Regions from separate parts of the Mus musculus genome. Here region 2 is linked to region 1. Evidence: chromatin loops called from intact Hi-C (ENCODE). Cell type or tissue: gastrocnemius. All regions are shown on one strand. Links, peaks and the distances in the headings refer to the core of each region. The heading gives the core; the rest is flanking DNA. Region 1 has its middle 46 kb from the start of Gm46397. Region 2 has its middle 22 kb from the start of Gm36703.

Region 1 (11,747 bases), core at 1,133-9,132:
AAGACTATGGACATGCTTTCTGGCATTACTAGAATACACATTCTCACAGCAAACTCCCTGATCTTCTGGATTTTATTGCCTTTGTGCCTCTTCACTTTTCTGCAATCTTTCCTGAGCCTTACTTAGGTTTTAGGGGTTAACAAAAGCCCAGCACCAGGGTACGAGAAGTCATTCTCTGTGTTGCTGTTCAGAATTGCCTGAGACTCCCAAAACATTACAGTCTATTGCTGTTGTCCTAGGTTGTCCTCAGAGATAGAAGGTTAAGTCTCTGCTGCTAAAGACACCATTAACATCACACATAGGATTCTGGAGCTCCCTGAGGTGAAAGTGAACTCTACAGACTTGTCCACATAACCACAGAGAAGTGTGACCCTTTTCCTGCACCAAGGGAGTATGCTCTTTGCAACAGATAGAGATCATTACAGAAAACCATCACTCAGTCATGAATCCTTTAAGTCACGAATCTTAAAGGAGAACCTACAACCTTTTTCTTTTTTTAAAAAAAATAACCCACCCAGTCCATTCTGTGTTACCCATGTACTTTTAGGGTGTGGGTCCATCCATTAGATCAGTGGTTCTTAACTTTCCTAATGCTGAGACCCTTTAATATAGCTCCTCATGTTGTGGTCATCCCCAACCATAAAATTATTTTCATTGGTACTTCATAACTGTTATTTTCTACTGTTGAGAACTGAAATGTAAATATCTTATATGCAGATGGTCTTGGGCATCCTCTGTGAAAGGGTTATTTGATGCCTCCCAAAAGAGTCACAACGCATAGGTTGAGAACTGCACTAGAGCATGGTTGAGATATCAGGGGCCAAACCCTTAAAGAACACTGATTGACCATCCCTCAAAAGCCCTCAACTGTCAATTGCTCCTCAGTGAGAGGTGAGAGCTCATTAATTGCTCTCACTCCATGGGAGGACATTGCCTGGCTTGATCTTGTACAATTCTTCTGGGAGATGTTTTTAAAATATCTTTTAAAAAATGAAACAAAGTGTGAGACACGGAGACTGGGATCATAACTAGCTCTCTTTCCTTCTTTACGGTCCATAAATAACTAATTAAGCACATTTCCCAATTATAGGCTGACAAATTAATGAAGACTTCATTGTATATTCCTTATGGGTTAGCACTATGGGACATTTCTCATTTTCCAAAGGTTATTTATCTCCAGTGAGGCTGACTTTTAGCTGAATGAATGTTCTGATTATTTTGATTTATGACTCTGAATTTAATACAATATATTTAGCAATAAAAACAATGAGGGAAATGACTTAATTAGATCTAAATCTGTAGATCCTTCATAAATGTCCATAATAAAAAACAAAAACAAAACTGATTAAAATCAGCCTGTAATTTTTATTCTTTATAATTTTCCAGGAAGTGGTAAGAAGTAGAATTACATATGTACTAAACCTGGGACGTTCTTCTGGAATTTGTTTTTAGATAATCCTTTGACAAGATTACCCATTACATATGGCATATATATGAAGTTCAAGATACCTGAAGTGAAGGGATTATTTATTTATTTACATCCCAAATGCTCAACTCCCTCCCAGTCACCCCCACCCCCCACGGAGACCCAAAGAAGTTAAACAAGAAATAAACCGCAAGTAAGAATGCTTGAATCTCATTTGGAAGGGGGGAATAAAATAGTCATAGGAAGCAGAGGAAGGGAGGGAACTAAGTGGGAGAAAGTGGGGGAGCAGAAGCAGGTATGGGGCCGGAGAGAGGGCTTGAGGGCCAGGAGAATGAATGGAAATCTGCAACTGCCAGGGGTCGGGTGGGGGTGAGGGTGGGGTGAATCTCCAGGAAGTCCCAGAGACCTGGTATGGGGGAGGCTCCTAGGAGTCAATGGGGGTGACCTGTTTGTCTTTTTTTTTTTTCCTGTAAATTTACACCACTTTGAAATCATAGTGATTCCCAAATCTTTTCTCTGGTTAATTTTTTTTTCTCTTTTTCATAAAAGTAGAATGAAGAATACAGGAAAAGCAAAACAACAACAACAAACCCCCAGTAACATAAGGACCAAAAGCCAGCTAGGCAAGTATGGGTGACATGCAGGCACTGGAACAGCCAGGGAAAGCAGGCTGGCGGTGCTGGATTGATCGATGTCCTTCATCATTGATCTGATAGAATACCTGACAAAGCCGCTTAAGGAGGGAACAGCTTGTTGGCTCCTGGTTTAAGGCTATACAGTTCATCAGTGATTGATGTCATGGCAACAGGAGCGTGGGGATGCTGGTCACATCCCACCCACTCAGGGAGCAAAGGGTTGGTGCTCAGCTCACTTTCTCTTTTCTATTTACTCTGGGCCTCCAGCCTGTGGTACAGGACAGCTCACAGTTTTAGAGGGTCTTCCCAGTTTAATGGAACTAATCTAGAAAATAAGAGATTTGCATGGTGAGTTATAAGTCCCATTACATAGACTCGATTACCTATCACTCTACACACATGTGCTAACACACACACACACACACACACAATGAAGACTAGAGAATGAGGAGAGTTTGTCTTTTTTTTTTTTTCTATTAACTTACACCACTTTACAGTCATGGTAATCCTCCAAATTCTTATTTAGAGCTATAATATTATCATGGCCCATGAAATGTTTTCCTTTTTCCTCTAATCTGTTGATAAAGGCAGGGTAATCATTTTATTTTTCTTTTCTCCTGTGTTGATTATACAGCTACTGGTCCAAGAATCCATACATAAAAATGAAACAAGCTAGTGATGTAGCTTTGTGTGTATGTTTGTGTGTGTATGTCATGGTATGTGTGATAAGGCATATATGTGCGAGTCAGAAGACAGCCTGTAGAGTTGCTTCCACTATGTGGCTCCCTAAGATCCCACAGAAGTTCTCAGGCTAGACATCTAGCTTGCTGAGCCATCCATCTATCTTGCTCCCCCCCCCACCCCCAGTACAGTTTTAAATAATATATTTTCTCTAATTCAGCACCACTCACAACCACTAATCTCCACTGATATAATTTTTGCCTTTCTGAGTATATTGCAGAAACAGCACCTAACAAGATAAGTAACTTTGATACTGGTTTCTTATAGGTAGTACAATGTGCTTAGAATCGGCCAATTTTGTTTTCTGCATTGGCAGCTCATCCCTTTTCATTTTGGATAGCACTCCATAAAGGAAAAAGTTCTGTGGAAGGCATTCAGGTTGCTTCCGAATGACACATAATAATTTGTGGCTATTACAAGCAGGTGTGTTACCGACACTCACGTATAAGCATTTGTGGAAATACTATTTTCATTTTTTCTAAGATCTATACCCAGAAATGAGATTTTAGTGCTATGTAATGATTCTATATTTAACTATTTTTTTCAGAGCGAGCATTTAAATATGCATAAGCAAGATCTCAAATTTCCAGTTGTCCTACATCCTTGTCAGCACTTGGTATTGGATCTTTTCTTTTAGCCATTTTAATAAGTGTGTAGTGGCAACTTATGGGGGTTTTAATGTTGTTGATCCAGTTAAGTGATTGTTTACCACTGAGCATATAAGTTTTTCATTATTTATTTGTACTTTGACAAGTGGTTGTTAGTGTACTCATGGGATGCAATGGAGTATTATGTTGTAGAATGATTAATTCATGCTAATTAATCTATCACCCACTATACTTATCCTTGGTATGTAGTGAAAACCTTTGAACCTGACAACTTTGAGGCACCAACTTTTCAGTCATTGTTATTTACTGTGGCCATTCATGCAAAGTGGATCACTAATTCCCTTCCCCTTCTGTGTGGATGAAACTTTGTATGTATGACTAATGTCTCTCCTTTTCTTCTCAGGTCCACAGCCCGCTCTTCTGAAACTGCTCTCCTATAGTCCTTTCTCCTATAGTCCTTTCTCCTATAGTCCTTTCTCCTATAGTCCTTTCTCCTATAGTCCTTTCTCCTATAGTCCTTTCTCCTATAGTCCTTTCTCCTATAGTCCTTTCTTGGAGTCTAAATAGAAGAGAGAACAGGGGGTATTTGTTGAATTTTCAGAGGGACCTTTGTCAGGTCTATATTTGCAAATATTTGGTCTTCAACTTGTTTGTTGTCTTGATACTATTTTCCACAGAATAACATTTTTTCATTTGATGAGCTCTAACTTAGCAACTTTCACTCTCACAAACTGGTTTTGATGTTATTTCTAAGCACTCATTGACAATCTCTTAGAATATTTTCCTGCTTTTTACCCTGAAGGCTTATAATAAATTTTGCAAATACATTTCTGTCCATTTGAAGCTAATCTGTGTTTAACATAGAGGATTGGGCCTGGTTTCAATTTTTTTGCACGTGTAATATTGATTATTATAATATATGTAAACGGACCTCTCATCTTTGGGTTGTTTTTTAAAAATGTTTGCTAAAATCTAATGTTCATTATTTATTTGGATATTAGCCCTTTATCAGATGTGGGGTTAGTGAAGGTTTTTTTCACAATCTGTAGGTTGCTGATTTTCTTGACTTATGACATTTTTAATCATATAAAGAGTGTTTCCCCCCTTCTTTGCCCAAGAATATATTGTAAGAGCTGTCCCCATCTATAAAAGGAGTATGACTCATGGATATTACTGGATCATCATTTCCTCTGCTACATAGCTTCTCCACCCCTGGGCCTTTATAACATGCTCCCTGACTTCCTTTTATTTAATAAAGAAAAGGGTTCGGCCTAATAAAAGCACAGCTATTTAGCTATGTAAGGCAAGGGTTTGGAAGGAATTAGAAAATAATCTTGTGAAGGCAATAAGCAGGTTATTAGAGTAGGCTGGGTTTCTCATGATCACAGAATACTGAAACCTATTGTATCCATTCCCTAGGTGTTGTTCTTTCATGAGACACAAGGACATGCATTGTTTTAACTACAGGAGGTAGCTGGACACAATATTGTAGAAAATGTTTTATTAGTATATCTTGTTGAGAAGAGGGAGATTGCAATCTTTTCTCCTACATCATCAATATCTGGGGGGTAATTTTATGAAAGATGGAAGTGGTTTGTTTCTTTGCTGGGGGGGGAGGGAGGTGTCCAGTTGTTAAGGACAAAACGAACCCCAATTACCATTCACAACTTACAGGCCAGTGCTATCTCCTATTTCCTCTCTCCCTTTCCTACCTTCCTCTCAATCTTAACCAGTTACTCCCTCCAGCTCCAGAAATTTGGTACTTTTAGAGACCATTGAGCAGAGCATATGTTCAGTCAAGAAAACTGATTCAAAGTTCTCTTTTGCACTAGACAGAGAAAGTAAATAAGAAGGAAACTGGGTGTTATAAGGAAAAATGGATTTGCATTAGGAAGTTCTAGTCATTGAATCAATTTGCAATGAAAGCTAAAACCCCGCACATTACCAGTTTGGTAGGACTCCCATGCTTGTGTGGCCTGGTCTAGGGAGGGGTTCCTGTGACTAGAAGTAGGACTTATCTGGAGAGTAGAAACAGAAGAATTTGTACCAAATATGAAGAAAACCAGTGGTCTAGACTAAAGGTCACAAGTCTAGCAGTGGGGAGGAAAATAATTTAAACTATAAGAAAGCATAGAACTACTGCCAATTGAGAAAATAAATGGCTTATAAACAGAAGTAGCTAACCTCAGATAATATGAGGTTCCTTAGGGGTCTGATTTATATATTTGTTCAGGGAGGACTGAAAGCAATCTCTATAATTGTTATCAAAATTCTCTTTAATGGTTTGCTATCTTGAAAAGTTTCCCTGGTGTCTGCATGATAGAAACTGGCCAGCCCTGGTCATTGCCCTTTCTAGACCTAGTTTGCAGTGATTATAATTTTAATACTTAGAGCAGCTTCCAAATGTAGCCTTCTGTCCTGATGGGTGCTGAAGCTCAGAAGTAAATCAAGTTGACCTGATAACTCAATCTCCATGCACGCCGGACCACAGAGATCTCATGAAGAACGCAATGTTCTCTTCTGTATAATATGTGGCAGAGCAATTGAAGTGGGACAACTGTTAATGAGCTGAGAAGTTTATTTATTAAATATGAATCCGGTTTTAACCATGGAAATAGATCTAAGAGTCTTAGGTTTCCAGTATTATTATCTTGGGCACATATTTGCATGCGACTGTTTCTAGGTCAAACTAGCACATGCAGGCTAAGATCCATGCTGGGATGTTTTAAGTTCCAGTGTAAATGTCAATAGCAAAGCAGCAGAAAATCAAGATGCAGCGCTGTGATGATTCCATGGTATCCAGACCAGCTGGTATGTGCTTCTAATCTTTTTCATCCAGATCTTCAGGGTAATGTGAATACCTAACCACATCAAAGGTCCCCTAGATGTGTGCTGTTTTCCTGATCCCAGTGAGAGAAATCTCACTTCAGTCTAAGCCAGTGAGTCTCAATATGCCGTAAATTTACATATACCACAAACTCAGTAAAATAAAGACAATGTTGTAAGAGTCTATCATTCTTAGTTTACCAGAGCTATATATAGCCCTTTGGAAAATTATATTTTTGTTCATATAGTCTAATATGTATACACACACACACACACACATACATATTCTGTTTTAGAGAATTAAAATTCATTAAAAATGAGAATTACTGTTGGGAAATTTTGAATGTGCTGACACAGAATAAAACTGATATTTTATGTGGCTTTTATGATTAGTTTTCTAAATTTCCAGGATTGTGAAATTCCAAACCCTGGGAGTCATTGTCTTAAGTCCTTCGGAAGTCAGAACGGTTATTGCAGAGTAAGAGAGGCATCCTTAACTCTACAAAGAGCACAACCCAAACTTCTCCATGGAGTATTAAAAGGTATCTAATAAATAAAGTATATTTGATATGAATTATTCAGTATGTTTCTTAGCCCATCCATGATCAGTATGTCAGCTGTGTAGAAATTAAAAAACAGGTTGATAAATGGGCCGCCGGAGAATGCAGGGTGTAGCAAGCAGCTAGAGCTTCAAATGAATCAGGGTTATGCCATCGCCAGGCCAGTAAAGAGTTGCAAATTTTGAAAGGACTGGTCTCAGGGACATTTTTTGAGATGTCATATAATATGGAATAATGTCGCTGATGTGATTCAGCTTGCTTTGTGAGAAGAGCACTGTATGAAAGATTTAAAACAGTGCTCCAAGTTCAGACTCACTCCCCTGAGAAAAGTGACTTCAAAGTTTGTAAGAAGAAGTGGGGACAAAGAAATCCTAATGTTTATTTTTAGAAATGCAAATCCAGTAGAAACAAATGGAAACATAGCAAGCCCAGAATGTACATATACATCCTAGTTGGTTTCTGTTGCCATGATCAACACTGAGGGGAAGGGAGAGCAACTTAGACAGGGTTGGAAGATTTTATTTGGACTACATTTGTATGTTATATTCTGTCATCTAGGGAATCAGGGAAGCAGCTGGATCTTGGAATTTGGAGGCAGGAACTGAATTAGAGACAGTTGAAGAATTTTCTGCCTTGTTTAGCTAGTACATATTATATTAAATGTATAATAATCATATATTACCTTATTATATGTTAAAATGTATTATATAATAAATATAACATAATATATAATGTATTATTAATGTATTTGCATGATATAATATTAAATAATTTGTTTATATTCTATAATGAATAAATAATATGTATAATATGTAAATAATATGTATTTCATTTATATAAATAAATAAAACCAAGGCTTATCTCCCTAGGGAAGAAATAATCCAGAGTGTGTTGGCCTCTCTTACATCAATCAGCAATGGAGAAAATGCTCTACAGACATGCTACAATCCACCATGATGCAGACAATTCCTCTTTTGGGAGCCTTCTTCCCAGGTGACTTTGGATGGTGTCAAATTGCTGTGTAGAAGTTTTGAGATCGAAACATATCATCCTGCAGGAAAGCTCCTTAAGACCGGAAGTAAACAACTCAAAAGAGTTTCAGGAAATCCTTGAAACTGACCAGAAACACTAGGCTCTTCCTCCCCCAACTTAAATAGCAAAGATCGCTGAGAGTCACTCTCAGACAAGCCAGTCTGGAAAGGTGACTGTTAGGCAAACTCAGCCACCAGGAAGAAAGAGCAACCAGCCACACTGCCAAGAAGAAGCAAAGACAAAGCAAACTGCCCAGAAGAGGCTCAGACCCACTGATCACCAGGAAGGCACAGTCTCCAAACTGCTGAGGTGCCTGAGGCTGCGCAGTGTGCTCGGGGCTTCTAGATTTTGTGAGCTGTCATCCGTGCTGGGTGGGCGTTGGTGAGGCAGCTGGTGTTTGAGTCATTTCTGCTTCTGTTAAAGGTAACCCTTCACCCACATTCCTGTATGTAGCCCCAGGAAAACTTACTGGGTCATTAAACTGGGTTTTGGTGGTATCCATGCTTTGGTCTACTGTACGTATCCTATGTGAAATGAGTACATGTTGTTGAGATAGTCTGTTATACAACACACATTTAAAAACGCTAAGCCACAAAATTCATACATACATACATACATACATACATACGTACATACATATATACATGTGCATGATTTCTCTACATTGTCAGAATTCTCCAACCAACAGTGCTAAATGATGATGATGATGATGACGACGACGATGATGATGTAGGTCATTTCTGTCCCTTGGTGATGCAGAGCAGATATAGGCCAGATTAAACCAGACTAAAAGCAAATATAAGTTTATTAGGTGCTTCCGCCCCGTGCGGGTTCAGCAGTCCCAAAGAACAGGGCTGCGGAAGTCGTGCACCCTGACTTAGGATGGGGAAGCGTTATAGGCTATAGGTAAAGGGTGATGACGTGTTAGCCATAAGCTGGGTTTGTGCCCAAGTATGGTCAAGACCTGAGCACTTGGGCAGAGATCTGGGTGGCTGGCAGCCTCCGGGGAAGAGGCTGCCACAGCTGCCAGGAATGCTGACCTGGGTCCTTAGAGACTTTCCTTTGTTCAGAGGGTTTTTTTGTTTTTGTTTTTTGTTTTTTTTAGTAGTAGTAGTAGTAGTAGTAGTAGTAGTAGTAGTTGTTGTTGTTGTTGTTGTTTGCTTGTTTTGTGCCTTTGGGGTTGGGGAAGGAAGGCAGGCAGGGTTTCCTGGCTTGTGCAGGGGCAAGCAGGGGTTGGAGCCGAGCAACAACAACAGTAATAAACATGCCCATCTTGGCACTGGTGTCAGTTTGGGCTTCCTGAGCTCAAGGGTCATGCATCAAGCTTTGTGGAAAGTTTGGTGGAAAGTAATGGCTTCCTGTGAAGATGTGAGGTCCCGCATGCTCTCCAAGTCAATGTCGGAAGCTGTTCCTCTCACAGGCCCACAAATCATGGTTACTTTGCACATTGTGCCTTGCCTTTGTACACCACTGGTTTATATATTGGGTATATAGCAGATAGCACTGCATAGTTTGAAAAATATAGGGTTTTTTTTTTTTGTTCATCTGTTTGTTTAAAATCAGATAGCATTCTCTCACCCCCCCCCATTTCTTTTTTCCTTCCTTTCTTGACTTTGTGTTATTCCCCTCCCCCTCCTCCTCTTCCTCCTCCTCTTCTTTCTCTGTCTCTCCCTCTGTCTCTCTCTCTGTCTCTCCCTCTGTCTCTCCCTCTGTCTCTCCCTCTGTCTCTGTCTCTGTCTCTGTCTCTGTCTCTGTCTCTGCCTCTGTCTCTCCCCACAAGCTTTCTCCTGGTAGCTAGCTGGGAACTCACTGTGTATATGAGACCGTCTTTATGTTATGCATTCCTCCTGCCCCAGCCTCCCAGGTGCTGGAACCACAGACAGGTGTCAGCACACCTGGCTATCAGGTGGCCTGCACAGATGGTGCCAAGTACGAGGTAGACATTTCCAGGCCTTGTTACCCAGCACTTTGTCCTCCAGCTCCACTAGGAATCTATCCTCTTTTTCCTTCACCGTGCACTCTCTAGAGAGGCTTGAGCCTTAGGTCAAGAAGGTCTCGGGCTTTCTGCTTGTTTAAGACTTGATAGCATCATTTTGGGGGATGCATTCTTTCTAAAGGGAATTCCTTGACCATTCACTAACTTCTCCATTAACCCCAAGCACTTTAATTGGTCTCTGTATAGACTGCATTGAATGTTACCCCATGGATTGTTTGTTTTAGACTCTGAGGTCTTTATGAGCCCTCTGGGGACTAATATTTATTTGCCATTGGAATTTGAGAAAGGAAGGACCTCGCTGAATTGCTTCTGAAAGCCTTTTCTTTGGGAAACAAAAGGCCCCCCTCGTATTGTGTGAGTGCAGCTTCATGTATCAGCTCTTTATCACACACAGCTGCTCTATTTTAATTCTGCGGTTCTCAGAGAAAGACCTTCTGCTCTAACCAACGTTTTACTAGTGTTCTGAGAATGGCATGGTCTGCAGAAGAGTTTTTTAACAAAGGAGACCCCGAGACTCTGCAAGTGTTTCCCTATAGCTGATAGTAGGGTTATTGCTTAAAAAAAATTTGGGTCTCCTATCCGTGTGCATTTATGCACATGTGCGTGTGCATGCACACACACTGAAGGAATAGAGTCTGTAACGTTAGGGTGGCCTTAAAGCATGCTTACAGCTGGATCTGTCTGAGCCTGCCACACCTCATCCTTTTACTATTTAAATATCCCTTCTGCTAGTTACTGTGTTTAATTGTGGGGCAAAACAGGAGTTAATCATGGTCTTGGTGCCAAAGAAAACTTACTGCAGCCTCTAAATCTTAAGAGAATCACCATTATTTAAACACAGGGCCTACCTAGATATATTTAAACCTAGGCAGCTACTATTTCTTCCGTAGGAGACACAGAGGCCATTGGATATGATTGCCCTTGCTTTTTGCATATATACATGAAAAGTGGTTTCTTTGACAACTTTAACTGCTGCTTGGTCAGAAATTATGAAGCTGATGAAAAAGCTCAATGGCTGGTGCTTACTTTTCCTTTCAATGTTACTTAAACTTGAACTCTTTGCACTTTCCTTTTGGCTGGAGATACACTGAGAAAACCTTCATTCTGTGAGCTTGCTCAGCTTCCCTCCTTAGCCTGCTCACTCTCCACTGAACGAAGAGGAATGCCCATGCCAACAGGGAACCATAGCACTGGTGGCCCTAATGTCAAGGGCACAGGAGTTAGGAGAAGAGTTTGAACCCACTGCACACAGAGAGTGCAGCCTAGGGAAACCAAAGTCATGCCACCCAAATCATCACAGGCTTCTAGGATGGCTGACCCCCAAGTTTTAACCCAAATCTGTTTCTAAACTCCCATTTTGGTTAATCAGGCAGATTCTCCAGATTATTGTTGGCTAGTTTAGGAAGAACTCAGAAGCGAAGAGAGGGCTGCTCTGGCCATCCCCAGACTCCAGTTTAAGCAAATACAAGAGGAATGCTGTAGAGCCTCCATCCCTCTGATACTCAAGGTCATACTTTTACTGTTGGAAGTGTTGCAGATGTGACAACAATTGGCAAGAGCTTATCCTCAAAGGAATGTGACACCTTTTATTTTAGAAAGCCTGGTCTCTGTGTAAAAGAGGGAAGACTTATGAGTATAAGAGACGAGGAAAACACTTAATTTGGGGCTCACAGTTCCAGAGCATTAGAGTCTATGACTATCATGGCAAAAAGAATATGCAAACAGGCAGGCAGTTGTCATGGTGCTGGAGTGGCAGCTGAAAGCTTTTATCTTGATCCACAAACACAAGGCAAAAAATTGGTAACTGGCAAAGGCATGGGTTTTTGAAACCTCAAAGCCTGCCCCTAGTGACACATCTCTTCCAACAAAGCCACACCTCCCAATCCTTCCCAAAGAGTTCTGACAACTGGATATCAAAACTCC
Region 2 (11,747 bases), core at 1,341-9,340, 70 kb after region 1:
TTGTCTCTTCCAAAGAGCCACGAAGAGCCTGTGAAGAATGCAACCAAGCTGAGTTAAATGAAAAAGGAGCCAGGGCATTAGACTGGATGTGTCCACTTCTGTCACTAAAATAATTCATTTTCATTTTCACCGCTCTTGTTCTCAATGTGAAGGAGAAAAACCCCACACCTTTTTAAAAAATATTTTTATTAGGTATTTTCCTCATTTACATTTCCAATGCTATCCCAAAATTCCCCCATACCCTGCCCCCCACTCCACTACCCACCCACTCCCCCTTTTTGGCCCTGGCGTTCCCCTGTACTGGGGCATATAAAGTTTGCAAGTCCAATGGGCCTCTTTTTCCAGTGTTGGCCGACTAGGCCATCTTTTGATACATATGCAGCTAGAGACAAGAGCTCCGAGGTACTGGTTAGTTCATATTGTTGTTCCACCTATAGGGTTGCAGTTCCCTTTAGCTCCTTGGGTACTTTCTCTAGCTCCTCCATTGGAGGCCCTGTGATCTATCCAATAGCTGACTGTGAGCATCCACATATGTGTTTGCTAGGCCCCAGCATAGTCTCACAAGAGACAGCTATATAAGGGTCCTTTCAGCAAAATCTTGCTAGTGTATGCAATGGTGTCAGCGTTTGGATGCTGATTATGGGATGGATCCCTGGACAGATGTTATACAGACACTAAGAGAACACAAAAAACAGCCCCACACCTTTTAATAATGCTTTTAGTATGTTTCAATAAAAAAGTTCGGATGTCTCCAGTTGCAATGATAACAATGGAGTCAATATGTAAAATGTACAACACACATTCTCCATGATAAGACATTCTCAAATGCTTCACACACGTGGCTCTTTTCATCCCTAACAACAAATCTTCAGCTGGTTGGCTATATTCTCCCTGTCTTTTCAGGTTGCAGAGAAGAGAGCACAGATCGGGTAAGAATTTCGCTTAGGCTTATGCAACTGGGAAGTAATAAAGTGGAATTGTGACCTCTCAGGCTGACTCCAACTCTGTTTCTCCTGCTTTGCTCCACAGTAAATCATTATATCTTATCCCCCCATAGTAAAAAAAGCTCACAAACTATCCCAGGAAGCCCCAAGGAATCCTGCAGATACCACTTCTGTTTTAGAGTTGGGAAATTAAGAAGCTGACTTCCAAGGGGTTGAGTGGCATCCCTAAGTTCCCTCAATGAGAAAAGGCACAATTAGGGTCTGCACCAAAACCATCTGGTTCCTCTCCTGTGTGGCTTCCATGATATAAACTAAAACAAACCTAGATGAAGGATGTGTGTATGTAGTACATGTGACAGTTCCTTCAAAGGTCCCAAAGAACGACTGTTGGCCTCCTTTTCACCTCAAAGACAGTCAAGTTTTAGTGTTTAGTTCTAGTAAAAAAAAAAAAAAAATCACATTGGCTCTTAAAGAAAGGTTTCCCTTCCAAGGCTATGTTATTAAAGCATGAATTAACATGAAACAAAAAAGGATTCCATGGTCAAAGTTGTTTTGGACTTTTTTGTTTGTTTGTTTTGTTAGAGTTGGTTTTTTGTAAGCCCAGAAACACACAGCATAAAAGATGTGAATTAAGTATACTTGAGTTTCTCAAACACACTCCAGAGAGTGCACATCTATGCAGGCCTGCATCTGCAGGCATCTGTGTTTACGGACTGAACAGTATGTGCGCAGGGCAGGTTGTGCTAGGGGATTAACTCTGACGAACAGCATGCCACAGATGTTTTACTGAGAATGGATGGTGGTTGTATGCACAGATTCCTCCTAATACCAGTGTTGATAACTTTATGGGTGTGTGCAGATTGGAGGAAGGAAGAGGAGATGAGCAGAGGGCAAATGTAAAGCAAGAGAAGAGCGGGGAGGAAGAACTCGGAAGGAAAGTATACGTGTCCTTTGCACTGAACTCTCCTCTTGTTCCCACCTGTTCTCGGGGTGAACATGCAAGACTGTTGTTGACTTAGGAATGGAAAGCCATTCCTCTCTCGATTGCTTGTAGCTTTTTAAGCTTGTTTAACAGCTTTCATCTTAGGCCCCGTGTCTTAATCTTAGTTCCTTCAGATTCTGATTCTCCATTCGTAATCTTTCCCATGCGCTATGGGCATCCATCTATTCCTCACATGTTCCCATTCTCTCCAAAAAATTATTAATATAATAACTTTACATTTAGCATTAGCCCAACCTTTGGGAGTAGTAATGACTGGGAATGATAACTTCATGAATAATAGACATAGATGCTCATGTTTAAATAGAGAAAACAAACAAACAAAAAAAAACACTAAAAGACAAAGGCAGAACTGTAGCAGAGAAATACCGGGAACAAGCAAAAATGGCTGTCTGAGCATAAAAGGTAGAGACTATTATAAAATTTGGAGGGTTATATTCTTATGTTGATTATCAAGTTTATGATAAAATATGACACACTTCACTAACAAATGCATTTGAACGTAATGCCTTCCTGCTTTATAGATGGCTGCCTGACTAGAATGTCAAGGAGGGGACATCACGAGAAAATGAGAGGAAGCTGACAAAAATGCTGAAGCAGGGGTATAATGGGAAGATTTCAACTTGAGCTTTGATTGGATGGCTAAAAACAAATAAACTACAAAGAAAGATCGATGACATAGTTAATAAAGTTGACTGTCCAGATGAAGCTTTGTGTATCTTACAACAGAAAATAACGGATTTGTTTCACAAGCCTTCATGGAGTTGCTGTTAGTTGAAGAATCACGGTACTAGTGGTTCTTCATATGCCGGTTTGCCTTTTATTGCTGTGATAAAGCATGGCGTTAGACAAACTTGGGCAGGGAAGAGCTTGGTTTAGCTTATACTTCCAGGCAAAAGCCCATCACTGAGTCAAGTCAGGGCAGGAACTCAAGCAGTAGCTGAAACGGGAACTGTGAATGGTGTTGCTTCCTGACTAACTCCCAGGCTCATGTTCAGCTACCTTTCTTACACAGTATCCTGGCCCCCTCCAACATAAATTAGCAATACAGAAAATATTTGAGAGCACACCCATAGGCCATTCTGATGGAGACAATTCTTCAGTGGAGGCTCTCACTTCATAGGTGTCAAGTTGGCAACCAGAATTATCAGGGAGCCTAACTTAAGAACAGGGTTTAAAGAAATAGCTTTCAAAAAATTCCCAGATGTCCCTCAACAGAAGAATGGATACAGAAAATGTGGTACATTTACACAATGGAGTACTACTCATATATTAAAAACAATGAATTTATGAAATTCTTGGACAAATGGAAGTATCTGGAGGATATCATCCTTAGTGAGGTAACCCAATCACAAAAGAAGTCATTAGATATGCACTCACTGATAGTGGATATTAGCCCAGAAACATAGAACAAGATACAATTTGCAAACACAAGACAATCAAGAAGAGGGAAGACCAAAGGGTAGATACTTCATTCCTCCTTAAAACAGGGAACAAAATATCCATGAAAGGAGTTACAGAGACAAAGTTTGGAGCTAAAACAAAAGAATGGACTATCCAGAGACTACCCCACCGGGGGATCCATCCCATAATCAGCCAACAAACCCAGACACTATTGCATATGCCAGCAAGATTTTGCTGAAGGGACCCTAGTATAGCAGTCTCATATGAGGCTATGCCAGTGCCTGGCAAGTACAGAAGTGGATGCTCACAGTCATCTATAAGATGGAACACAGGGCCCCCAATGGGGAAGCTAGAGAAAGCACCCAAGGAGCTGAAGGGGTCTGCAACTCTATAGGTAGAACAAAAATATGAACTAACCAGTACCACAGAGCGTGTGTCTCTAGCTGCATATGTAGCAGAAGATGGCCTAGTCGGCCATCACTGGGAAGAGAGGCCCCATTGGTATTGCAAACTTTATATGCCCCAGTACAGGGGAATGCCAGGGCCAAAAAGTGGGATCGGGTGGGTAGGGGAGCAGGGCGGGGGGGGGAGGGTATAGGGAACTTTCAGGATAGCATTTGAAATGTATATAAGGAAAATATCTAATAAAAATATTATAAAAATTGTTTTGTGTGTGTGTGTATGTGTGTGTGTGTGTGTGTGTGTGTGTGTCTGAGTCTTATTATGTAGCCCTGGCTATCTTGCAACTCACTATGTAGAACAGACTGGCCTTGAACTTACAGAGGGCCACCTGCTTCTCTCTCTTGAGTGTTGAAGTTAAAGGAATGCATCACCATGCCCAGCTGAAGAAATGGCTTTTAATCTGGGACTTGATGATGATTCAGCACTTAAGATAGCAGTGGGGAAGACTCTTTCAGACAAAAGGAAGTGTGTGTGTGCTGTGGAATAATATGGAAAGGGTGAAAGTTGAGGTACACTTTTATAAACTTGGTGGTAAGATAAAAAAAATACTTTATACCAGATTGCCAATCCTGGCTCCTTCTCATCAACTGTTTTCTCTAATAAATTAAGTGGGAGGTTTATGGTGAGTATAAGTACTCCAAAGGGAAAAGAAACAACCCCCCACTCAATGCATATACGAATCTAGGGGCTAAGGGGTTAACAATGTAGGGAAATGTTAATGGAAGGTATCAATTTCAGAAACCTGATCTGTGGAGTTTCTCAGAAAGGCCTTCTACAAACTTGCCAGACATGCGAGTCCTAACATCACGGTGAAAGACAGATTATGATTCCATAGGTGTAGGGTTTAACTGGAGAATCTGTGTTATTTAAGGTCTCAGCTGGTGCTGATGTTGCTGGTACAAGGAGTTCCACCTTGGTGAGCAGTATCCCTGCTGACTAAAATGGACTGCCAGATTTGAGAAGTACTTAGCTGCAAGTATCAATATTTGTGTCATCCTGTCTGCCTTTTATCCACTAGCTTATCTATCTCTCCTATTTAATTCTCAGCTCACAGAGCCCTTCTGCTCCAGAAGGTATAGACAGATACAATGTAGTAATGTGCCTCTGACATGGCCCAATAGCAGTTTCTCAAACTAGTTTGCAACAGCATCTTTTGGGGCCATTACCTTATAGGTAGGGTATTGAACCTGTTCCAAACATAACCTAGGATGCTCTCTAAAAACCTGTAGTTTCCCTGGCTCTGTGGATTTTAGCATGCTTATCTTTTTCTTCACAGCCAATATCCACTTATAAATGAGTATATACCAAAGTTGTCTTTCCAGGTCTGGGTTTCCTCACTTGGGATAATTTTTTTCTAATTCTGTTTATTTACCTGCAAATATTGCAGTATCACTGTTTTTAAACAGCTGAGTAATACTCCATTGTGCAAATGTACCACATTTTCTTTAGCCATTATTTGGTTGAAGGACATCTAGGTTAATTCCAGTTTCTGGCTATTATGAATAAATCTGCTATGAACATAGCAGAACATGTGTTCTTGTGGTATGGTTGGGCATCTTTGGGGTATATTACCAGAAGTGGTATATTACCAGAAGTGGGTCTTGAGGTAGATTGATTCTCAATCTTCTGAGAAACCACCATATTGATTTCCAAAGTGGCTGTACAATTTGCACGCCCACCAGCAGTGAAGGAGTGTTCCCCTTGCTCCACGTCCTTGTCAGCATGAGCTGTCATTTGTGTTTTGATCTGACAGATGTAAGATGGAATCTCAAAGTCATTTTCATTTGCATGTCCCTGATGGCTAAGGATTTTAAACATTTCTTTAAGTGTTTCTCAGTCATTTGAGATTCTTCTGTTGAGAATTCCTCTTCCTGGGTTGCTTCATCCAGCCTTGATGTGACGGTATGTACCTGATCTTATTATAGCTTGGTATGCCGTATTTGGTTGATGTCCCTGGGAGGCCTGGTCTTTTCTGAGGAGAGGTGGGGCAGTGAATCTTGGGGAGAAAAGGAAATGGGAGGGGAGAGGCTGGGTGGAGGGAAGAAGAGGGAAACTACAGTTGGTATGTAATATGTGAGATAAGAAAGTTTTTAAAGAGAAAAAAGACATACATGCATAGAGAGAGAGAGAGAGAGAGAGAGAGAGAGAGAGAGAGAGAGAGAGAGAGAGAGAGAGAGAGAGAGAGAGAGATCATGGTTTCCAAACACACAGGAGTCCAGGACGAGAAGTATTTAGGATCTTACCTCTCACCAAGCTTGGTGTACCACCGAGGAGTAGCAGATAGTGGGTCAAGCCGTGTTCACTCCCTCCCCTCTTCTTTTCTTTTACCTTAGAATTTATAAATCCTTTATCTAGAAAACAGGGACATAGAAAACACACAGAAAAGTAAGAAAGGCAAGGCTCATCCTTCCACCGAAAAGCAAATTTTCAGAAAGTACTTGAAACTATTTTTTGTCCATATATTTTGTTTTACTTGGCTTAGCCCTACATCAAACTATGTTTATTATACTGTATTAGTTTTTGGAAGGAGGAGGAGGAAGAGCAAAAAATTCATTGCCATCCCTTATGATTTAAATATAAAATGTCTCCCATAAGCTGTTGTGTTTGAACAATTGGTCTCTGGGTGGTGGCAATGCTGGTAGGTGGGATTTGGCTGGGGGAGATGGGTCACTAGGGATAGGTTATTGAAGTTATAACCACATTTGCTTCCGATTCCCTTCTCTGCTTCTAGCTGTACAAAGATGTTAACAAAGCATGCCACTAACTTTCATGATGCCAACTCCCTGCTGTGGAGAGTCACTCCAGGCACAATGGGAGGGTACGTGCTGATACTGTCCCCAACTGATACTGTTGCTTCTGTAATATTTAGTCACAGTGACAAGGAAAGTAATGAGTATGTTACATGAATATTTGATTCCTGTACTTTATATTATTAACTTTTAAGATTTCATCTCCCAAACAATTGTTCCAAATGTAAACAACTTTACATTTCCTTGACATTTCTGAAGTATTTACAGAAGTGCTCAGTTTCATTGTCATATAGTTAAATGCAATTACTTTTACAAGCTCCATGAGGTTAATATGTTCTATTCTTGATCTCTTGTCAAGATGTGAAGATGTTTACATTTTCACAGAGGGATTTTAAAGAGGGATTTTAAAGTACCTGTATACTGACTATCTAGGTTTACAGATTTTTTTTCTTTTAAAGTACCAGAAACATCATTTTCTTGCTTATGGCTTTCAAAACCATGTTCACCTTCTGTACTTTATTTAGTGAAGCATGTGACTCTGAAACAGAAACACCGTGTTTTACTGTGGCGAGCTGATAAGATTCTGATGGAACATGTATTGCTGATAGGAGCATGGCCATATCAAGGACTCCAATGCCTCAAACCCAGGAGAATGGAAAAACTTTTCTCAGGTCATGTTCAGGGGGTGTAGCAAAGCCACTTCCTGGTCCCTGTGTGGATGTTGACATTTTAACCATAGCTTCTTTCTCCTGGTGTTTACAGCATGAAACTGTCCCCTAAAGAGACATCCTCTCCCCTTTTCCTTGTTCAGCTATGTAAAATGAACCTGCCTTCTCAATGCAGACACATAAGACATACACTCTGGAGTTTCTGGGCTATTGGCTGATGCAACTCCATCACTTTACATGGTCCATGCAAGCTCAGCTTCTCAGTTCAAGTTGGTGTGTCTGTCTTTTCTTTATTTCCTCAATTCCCCTGTCAGGTTAACCCCAAAGCTCTGCAGGCTGTGGCATTTTATAGTCATCATTACTCTTAAGTACACTATGTATGCTTTATAACTTAATCTCTGGGTCTTTTTTTAATGAAAAGATAGTTCATCTATGATTCTTCTTATTATGTACAGAGGATAGTTCATGTATGTTTCTGCTTATTATGTATAGAGAATAGATTTAAAATCCATTTGAATTTTCAGTTTATGAATAAATATTGTTAATTGGAAAAAAATACAAGCTGCCTCCCCAACTCCACAAAAAGCCCTTACTGTTTAATAATGAATATGTAGTAAGGATCCTGTAGTTTAATCAATTTTTCATTGGTTTCATTCTATTTTTAAAAAGTGACTCAGACCCTGCGTGCAAAATAACTCAACGACAGCATAAAATCTGTCTTCTTACTCTTGGGGAGTTTGTGGGGCCTTGGGATCCCAGATATTTGTGACTGCTCAGCCTTGTTATGCATGGAGGTGTATTCTTCTTACCCAGGGCACTGTGTAGGAGAGAAAAGACTGGCATACAAAATACATTTAGCTTTTACAGAACCCTAGCTAGAACTCCTGGTGTTCTGAAAATCGATGGTCAGATTTTATGTGGCCAAAAGAGCATGGAGTAACTATTAAGGAGTGTGTGGGTAGCTACTGTATGACTCAGTGAGGTTGAGGTGGGAAGAAAGGAGCATTATTGTTTATCAAGACCTTCATCCTCAAAGAGTATTCTTCCAGAGTACCTGAAGTGACTCCCAAGCCTGAATGCCCATCTCCACATAATTGCCTCATTTGGAGCTTCCATTTTCTTAAGTTTATATATATTTAAATTACAGTAGTTGAAATCAGTTGAGGACTAAGGAACAAGATATTCTCAAATGTTTTTCTTTGTTCTTTTTATGTAGATAGCTATGTGAATGACATCAATTTATAATCTAGAGGTCAGATTACATGGGTAGATAATCTCAAAAAAGCCATTGAAGACAGAAAGAACCCGAAATATTTCCAGTAACATTCAAGAAGAGGGAAAGATGTTAAGTAATCACTGACAATTTGACATTGTTTTGGAAGATTGCATCCCAAACTTGGGACTTCGACTATCTTACTATAACAGCTCAAAGCTCATAATTATCCTTGATTCTACAGTGGGGCTATAAGCATTTCCATAGGTGACATATATTTTCAAAACATAAATATGCTTATTAGACTTCTTATATTTGAGAAGTACTGACAGACTGTGCTTTTATTTTTATTGTTTTGAGTGTTGCAGGCAGCTACACCCTTCAGTGTCTCATCTCCAATTCTTTGGAGACAGAAATTAGAGTCAAATCTTTCCAGGAACCTGAGACCTCTATTTCTAGCCACTACAAGTTGAGATCACATTATCTAAATAGGAATGGATTTGAACTGCATGTTCCCTTTCCTCTTGAGCAAGGCCTATTGAGCTTTCATGATAATGACAGAATGTGTCCTTGGATGTGTTTCTGCCATGGTAAATTACCCTATATTTGAGTTCTTGAGAAATATGGTGAGGTCAACCTGCCTTGGCTTTTCTTTGAATTGCGCTTTTATTTTGAGTTCTATGAAGAAATCTCAGTTAAAATTATGTCTAACTTCCTAAAATACCCATTTGCTAAGGGAACACAATGAGTTAAGGCAAAAAGAGAAAATCAAGTACTCAGCGGCTATGCCAGTGAAGCCAGACATCCGTTCAAGGATGGAGACAGAAGGGATGCAGGAGGTGAGGAGGAGGATATGGAAGATAGATGCTGAAGCATGAAATGAGAGGTGAGAAAAAGAGACTCAAATCTAGGGCTCTGTAGTAGTGGGAAATAAGGGGATGGAAGCAGAGCAAGAGCTCCTTGGGAAGAAAGGAAGTAAAAGCATACATACATCAGACATGAGAAGCCACCACTAGGAAAATAGTAATAGCACCAGAATTTGGGAAGACAGACTTGGAGGACTAAAAAATTATTTGGTTATAAATTCAGAAATAAGCTTGGCATTTCCACCCCAGACACTGGGAGAAATACAGAGGAAGGATAGCTGTTGTACGTGTTTAAGTGTCAAGATAAGAGTTGTAGGGAAGGAGAGAACACTAGCAAAGAATATAGCCATGTTTTCTACAAATCCAGGCAGGTAACGGTCCGGGGAGCATGCAGCTGCAGCTGACATGTGTGTGGGACCATTAGGAAGGGAAAGGCAGGTGAAGCAAGGTGCAGGAGAAGTCTGTGCTGGACTTTCCATCTCTGTCAGCTACCTTCAAACCGTATGCCTTTCTTTTCTCTGGAGATGTGAGATGTTCTATCCTGACTCTGCAGGTTCTTTAAACAATGACAACTTTAAAAGACTCCAGATGGCTTTGGAAAAACTGAAAGTCATCCAGGGTGCATGATAGTAGGCCTTTGTAGATACCCCATGTGGAGCCAGTCCAAAAACTTAATTTTTCTTTGGATAATGTCCTGGGGATAAACTGCATGGCCAGTATCCAAAATAAAACAAAGAGAAAAGCCCAATAGAAAACACAAAACAGCAATAACAATAATAATGATAAATAAAATCATAAATCAAACAAAATAAAAAGTAAGCCAGCACTAGTCTACGTGTATGCAGGAGAAGTGATAGGCTGTTTGCTTAGAGTTATTACAGCTTCGCTGGCCTTGTTGTTTACTAATCTGTTCTATTGTTATGGAAGAAGATAGTAGGCAAAGAGACCAGGTGAATAACTCATCCCTTGCTTCTCAGATACCAATTTATAGGCCTGTCCATTGATAGATTTGCTGCATTCAGAAATTTAACCTAGCCTTGCATCATTGGGAGTATATTAGAAAGACTTATAGATGTTACTTCTTTTTTCTAAAATTTAGTTTACTACTATTGAAAGTATCAATTTTCAATGGAAAAATTCTCTGGGGGGTTATGCTGACATGAAGAGAAATATAAGAAGTTCAGTCTATTATTGTGTTAAGTTCTTTATAATAAAATGGTTTATGTTAATTTTCAGGCTCCCAAGCCCCTGTTTGATCAGACACGTTGTTAGAATGTGATATGGGAAGAAGAAAAGTCTAGGCCTTCCTTGGCAGGACATTAGCCAGGCATAAACTTAGGGGAAAATAGTTTATCCGTAACACCATCTTAACATCAGTACATCTTGTGTTCCATCTATGAACATGAGGCATGACGGATAGATAATACTTTATTTAATACCACGTTAACATCAGCATGTTTTGTGCTCTATCTGTGGTCTTGAGAGTCAAGGGATGGGCTGGCTCAGCTGATCAACTTGACCCACTTACAATACCTTTGCCTTGGGATGAGTTTTTCAACCTCTTCTAGGGAAAAGAAAATAACAGCTTTGAAGATTCTTACTAGAATTCCTGGCCTTCTTTAGTGAAATAAAGAGTGCAAGAGCATGTTCTGCACCATAGAGGCTCCTTACACTTAATGTACAAGCACTGTCCGAATTGATGAATAGACAAGTAAGGAAATATAACACACTTAGTTGCTATTTATTTATTTTCATGGAAGTTTTCAAAAGGGTAAGGGAAGCTTGCAGGTTCAGAGTGGACTTGAACTACATTTTGGTTAATAATAGACCAGTATGACTATGAGTAAATATGTAGACACAGGCAGAAATATTCATCTATATAGTACAGAGATAGAAACCAGAAAAGAATGTCTTTCTGGAGAAATCCATTATATAGTGACAGTTGTCCCTAAAAGGAAGAGGAAGTCTAGTGTTCACCATCAGCATTTCTGAGGCAGAGATAATTTCCTGTCCTTGGCAGTTCAGAGTCTACCTTCACACCTAAGGCTTCTGTATCACTGTTTGCTAAAGAATCCCTCTATGTACTTTACGTTAAGCAAAATAAATATGAAGAAACCAAACCACTACTATTAATTTCTAATTAGGCTGATAGCCTAACTGTCTAACTTCAGTGCTGTTCTCTGTTAAAAGAGGTTGATAAATTGAGACTTTTTCCTGGACAGATTGAGAAAGGAGCTATATGGCAGCAGCACTCGTATTTTGAGTTGAATTCCTTTCTCTCTCACCAAGCACTTACACAGCACCAAGATGGCCTGTATCAGCTGGAGAAAAGGTATTCACACTGTGGGAAACCTGGTGGAGAATAGAGGGGTACCATCAGTGGGATGTCGGGTGACACTGAACTGAGGTATGCTGAAGAAAAGCAGATAATGTGGACACA

What was found. A loop is a pair of places that touch in the nucleus more often than their neighbours do. Peaks named below come from ENCODE experiments on the same cell type or tissue, not always from the same donor. Only the 100,000 strongest peaks of a DNase experiment are listed, where the experiment ranks them.
Region 2: it touches region 1 in a loop (2.9-fold over the local background); 4 of 42 quality-filtered maps call a loop at or near these places.

The regions. Positions count from the first base shown.
Region 1 is chr13:102,391,744-102,403,490 of GRCm38, reverse strand. No RefSeq gene overlaps it. Among named protein-coding and RNA genes, the nearest start is that of Gm46397, 46 kb to the right of the region's middle. In gastrocnemius, for the core only: no CTCF peak of the experiment used is centred there; no DNase peak of the experiment used is centred there; H3K27ac peaks cover 2,980 bases.
Region 2 is chr13:102,321,622-102,333,368 of GRCm38, reverse strand. No RefSeq gene overlaps it. Among named protein-coding and RNA genes, the nearest start is that of Gm36703, 22 kb to the left of the region's middle. In gastrocnemius, for the core only: no CTCF peak of the experiment used is centred there; no DNase peak of the experiment used is centred there; H3K27ac peaks cover 1,891 bases.